Regions from separate parts of the Homo sapiens genome. Here region 2 is linked to region 1. A link is a loop called in an ENCODE intact Hi-C map of the cell type or tissue named here. Cell type or tissue: adrenal gland. All regions are shown on one strand.

Region 1 (2,500 bases):
AACTGCAAAGTGAGCCAGGACGGCCTGGCTGCTCTGTCCTCAGCAGGCCCTGGGGTGGGTCCACTCCCAACCTGAAAGTGTATCAAGTCTGACCCCCCAACCAGGGTTGCTGGAACAGAGAGCGAGGTCTCAGAGGCAGGTGCTGGTGAAGCATCTCTGGGAGACGGGCAGGGAGTGACTCTACGAGCCTGGATCCCTGAGCAGGCAGGCTCTCCTTCTCACCCTTCCCCGATGCACCCATCCTCATGGTTGGAATTTTCATCAAATCTTGAGGGGTAGGGAGGGGCTGAGTGGGATGCGGGTAGCCTGCTCCTCAGAGGCAGAGAGACTCTACTGCCTGGCATAGAAAAATAAATCAGTGTATGAAACCAAGCCAAGGCAAACGGCAGCTTTAAAAAAGTCATCTTCCAATAAATAATTTACTATAGAGGAATATTTTTAACGGCAAAACACTGATAAATTCAGAAGTTATTTTTGTAAAAAAAATATGTTTATTTACTCTCATGTATAAAAATAAGGTTTTTGGGGCCATCCTCTCCTGGGGGTGCCCATGCCCTTCTTTTGGAGAGGGGGCCGAGGGGTGACCTTTTAGGCCTTACCCGTAAGCTATTTTAATACACCTGCTCACCCCCCTCTTCCTCCACTACCTGCTGTAGCCCATTCCTTCCTTCTGGTGTAAAGCTACAGAAGAAGTCGTGGAACAAAATTATACCGAGGCTTTTTTTGTTTTGTTTTATACTTTTATCAAACTCCCCAGCAAACTTGCTGACTGCATTTCCACACATTACCAACACCTGCCAGGACTTCACAGCAGGGTGACCCGCTAAGCAAGCTGGCCTAGGTTCAGCCCACACTGCTGCTACCTACTCTTCAAGACATTAGGTGTGAACAGAGAAGGGGAATGAGGTGACCTGGGTTTGAATGACCCAGGGCCCAATGCACAAGAGAGAATTTTGATGTCAAATTAGGGTGGCAAGGAGAAAACAAAAAAGATCCAACTTAGAAACAGAACCATGATTCAACATTTGCAAAAAGCATCATCAATAAGCCTGAAGAAGGCCACGGACTGTGCATCCGCTGGCTCAGAGAAAGGCTGGGCAGCCGGAACAGCAGCTTCCTGGGTAACCAGGCAACAATCTCAGCGCCTGGGAGTCAGGGCTGCGCACTCCACTCTGGCCAGAACACAAACGGCATTGGCACTGTAAGCTCTCAGTTACGTGGCCCTCTTTTCTCTCCTCTATTTCTCCAAACATATGTGCACACCCAGAGGAACTGAGTGGCAATTCCAGGGTGCGGGCGGGCAGGAGGGGAGAGAGGACAAAGAGAGAATAAGATGAGCTAAATGTTTTGTGAAAAGCCACCGCCCATCCGAAAGCTTGTGACTTCCCTTGCCCCAACAATCTTTGTAGGTTGCCCCTTTTCCCATTCCTACCCAAGAACACAGGGGTGGGGGAGAGGGAAGGCTCTCTTTGTCAAAAAGCAGTTATCTACATTTCAGAAGAAAAGCAGAGACAATCACGGTTATATATCAATTGCTTGGCAGACAGAGTGACGAAGACTCACTGGAGCACATGTGCTTTCTCCTCCCTTTGTCCTTCTCTTATTCAAACAGCCACATGTCAAAGTCCAGCCACTCTTAAGACACATGGCCAACTTCCAGGCTTCACGAAACTCACTGCCTTTTTGCACAAAGTAAAAACCACCACAGCTTCTGTCTGTGGCCCCTCTGCTACAACTAAACTCTCAGACAGTGAGAGGGAGAAACACCATAACGTGCAAACACGCACACACACACACACACACACACACACACAAACACATACTCGCACTCCCTTCGCTGGTGCCACCATGCACAGAAACACTAAGGTCACAACTAGTATTAACACTTCACATTATGAGTATTGTTTCAAAAGAGAAGCGATTCATGGAATTAAAACATCCACAAGAGTGATTCCTCTGGTGAAGATGAAGAAGCTGAAGATGGAGAGGTCGCGGGGTCACGATTGTGCGTGCGGGATCCACTGACTGTCCATTGGCCGGCCCAGGAGCTCCTCCACACGCCGCGCTACGTCCATTGTGTCCTCCAGATCGAAGTCCCCATCGGTGTCAAGGACTGAGTCAGGGCTTGGGAGGGAAAGAAGAGGGATGAAGGGAAGGGGAAAGCCTGCCAGAGACCACCCCAAGCCCCACAGGCCACCAGGGGAGCAGTCTGAGCCAGCCTATGCCCTCAGCCTGGGGCTTCATGGGAAAAGAACAACCATTCAAACAGCTGGCTGTACAGCAACTCAGACTGAAATACCCTCCCCTGTTACCTCTCACACCGGCTGTCCAGACACATCACAACTCCACTCAGTCCTTAGAGCAAGAAAAATCTCCATATTGAGAGAGGGGAACAGATGACATTTGCCCAACCCGACTCTAAACCACCAATCACTTCTGGTCAAATCTCTCCCTCCCAAAGGCCAGAGCCCGGGCCAGGGCTGTGTGGTCTCAGACCTAG
Region 2 (2,500 bases), 100 kb after region 1:
TTCGAAACCAGCCTGAGTAACATGGCAAAATCCAATCTCTACTAAAAATACAAAAATTAGCCAGGTATGGTTGTGTGCGCCTGTAGTCCCAGCTACTTGGGAGGCTAAGGCAGTGGAATCACTTGAACCTGGGAGGTGGAGGTTGTGGTGAGCTGAGATTGCACCATCGCACTCCAGCCTGGGCAAAAAGAGCAAAGCTCTGTCTCAAAAAAAAAAAGAAAAAAGAGCAATCTGCTAGCGTTGGAGATGTGTTTAAGGCGGGGGTGAGGAAAGGTCAGCTTGGTAAGCTTCTCCAGATAAGTGGTCCAGGAAGGCCTTTCTGGGGAGCTATCTGGGCTGAGACCTGAAGGAGGAGAAGGCTAAGAGTGTTTGGGGTGACAGGAAGAGCAAGGGCCAATGTCCAAGCCTGGCATGTTCAGCAGACAGCCAGGGCCAACGGGGCTTGCATGTCCTGAGTGAGGGGAGAGGAATTCAGTGAGGCCAGGGGGGTGGGTAGGTGTTGACCATAGGGATCCTCAGAGACTGTGGTTGTGATTTTTATCTTAAGTGCATTAGAAGCTATTGGAAGTCCCCAAAGCCCTCACATCAATCTTGGTATCGAGGAATTTCTAATGATAGATCCAGACCTCACCACTGGAGACCTTGCCTTGGGTGCTGGGCACCAGGTTGATGGAGAAGTCAGTAACCCAGAAAGACGCCAAGAAACACTCTTAGGGGATACGGGGCAGGGGCTGCTGGCAGGGCTGACCTGAGCGAAGACCCCAGCCCGAGGTGTGGACAGGACCATGCTCCTGGCCTGGGGCCCATGTGGAGCTGGGACCCCCCTCTCCTTTGCAGCGAGTGCAGTGGTGAGATCCTGAACAACTGCTGCGTGATGGAGTACCACCAAGCCACGGGCACCCTCAGTGCCCACTTCAGGAACATGGTGAGGACGGGGCCCACCCTCGGAGGGCAGGTCTGCCCAGAGCTGAGTCCTTGTAAGCAGCCGCCATCTCCCTGTTCCCCTGTCACCTCCCACCCTGCAGTCACTGAAGAGGATCAAGCGTGCTGACCGGCGGGGTGCAGAGTCCGTGACAGAGGAGAAGTTCACAGTCCTGTTTGAGTCTCAGTTCAGTGTTGGCAGCAATGAGCTTGTGTTCCAGGTGAAGGTGAGACCCCCAGCCCTCCTGCCCCCACTGCTCCAGGTCACCCAAGAGGTGGAGGGGCCTGCCTCAGGACTCCTGGCAGCAATGCCATCGGACAGCCTGCTTTGACTCTGTGGGTCCCTGTTTGATAGGTTATAATCTGGGACTAACCCAGACAATTTAGGCAATGGGCTAAGAAGAAGTCGGTTGTAGTTTTTGTTTGTTTGCTTGTGCCTACATTTTGCTGGGAGGGGCTTGTGTTTGGAACTGTGGGTGAGGAAAGTGGGTTGGGACCAGGTGTGGTGGCTCTCACCTGTAATTCCAGCATTTTGGGAGGCAGAAGAGGGAGGACTGCTTGAGTCCAGGAGTTCAAGACTAGCCTGGGCAGCATAGTGAGAACCCGTATCTACAAAAAAAAGAAAAAAGTTGGGCATGGTGGCCTGCACCTGTAGTCCCAGCTATTCTGGAGGCTGAGGCAGGAGGATCACTTGAGCCCAGGAGGTCAAGGCTGCAGTGAGCTGTGATTGCACCACTGCCCTCCAGTCTGGGCGACCGAGCGAGACCCTGTCTCGAAGAAAATAAAGCAGATTGCGGCCATGGGTGGTGGGTCTTGCCTGTAATCCCAGCACTTTGGGAGGCCAAGGAGGGTGGATCACCTGAGGTCAGGGGTTCGAGATCAACCTGACCAACATGGAGAAACCCCGTCTCTACTAAAAATACAAAATTAGCCAGGTGTGGTGACACATGCCTGTAATCCCAGCTACTTGGGAAGCTGAGGCAGGAGAATCGCTTGAACCCGGGAGGCAGAGGTTGTGGTGAGCCGAGATTGCACCATTGCACTCCAGCCTGGGCAACAAGAGTGAAACTCCATATCAAAAAAAAAAATACATAAAAAAAAATAAAGCAGATTGGGCATGTTGCCTAAGCAGAGGGCACGTGGTGGTCACGCCCCATCAACTTGGGTTCCTTTGACTCCTGTAGACTCTGTCCCTACCTGTGGTTGTCATCGTCCACGGCAGCCAGGACCACAATGCCACGGCTACTGTGCTGTGGGACAATGCCTTTGCTGAGCCGGTGAGTCCCCGTGGGAGCCCTACCCCAGCACCCCCAGGCCCTAGGACTCACCTGGGGTCAGCCCCACCCCTTGGGCCCCTGCTGAGTGGTCCTTCCTCACCCCAGGGCCAGCCCAGAGGTGAGGTGAGGCCAGAAGGGCTGGGGTGCTGGGCGCCTGCCTTCCACCATGGCCTTGGCACTCTGGGTTCCAGGTTCCTGGACTGGGGTCTGTGAGGACTGTGAGCTTGGTCTTTGGATCCTGGTCTGGGATCCTCCTTTGGCAGATGGCTTGGGTCCTTGCTCTCTGTTTTCTGTTTCCTGGT

What was found. A loop is a pair of places that touch in the nucleus more often than their neighbours do. Peaks named below come from ENCODE experiments on the same cell type or tissue, not always from the same donor. Only the 100,000 strongest peaks of a DNase experiment are listed, where the experiment ranks them.
Region 2: it touches region 1 in a loop (2.2-fold over the local background); 3 of 110 quality-filtered maps call a loop at or near these places.

The regions. Positions count from the first base shown.
Region 1 is chr17:42,199,741-42,202,240 of GRCh38, forward strand. STAT5B (signal transducer and activator of transcription 5B) reads right to left here. Exons shown (of 19, transcript NM_012448.4): 19 at 1-2,124. The coding sequence ends at 1,998. Among named protein-coding and RNA genes, the nearest start is that of GHDC, 6.5 kb to the left of the region's middle. In adrenal gland, no CTCF peak of the experiment used is centred here; DNase peaks (open chromatin) are centred at 31 and 1,271; H3K27ac peaks cover 2,395 bases.
Region 2 is chr17:42,303,505-42,306,004 of GRCh38, forward strand. It overlaps STAT5A (signal transducer and activator of transcription 5A), which reads left to right. Exons shown (of 19, transcript NM_001288718.2): 10 at 838-925; 11 at 1,026-1,148; 12 at 2,106-2,198. Among named protein-coding and RNA genes, the nearest start is that of STAT5A, 16 kb to the left of the region's middle. In adrenal gland, no CTCF peak of the experiment used is centred here; no DNase peak of the experiment used is centred here; H3K27ac peaks cover 451 bases.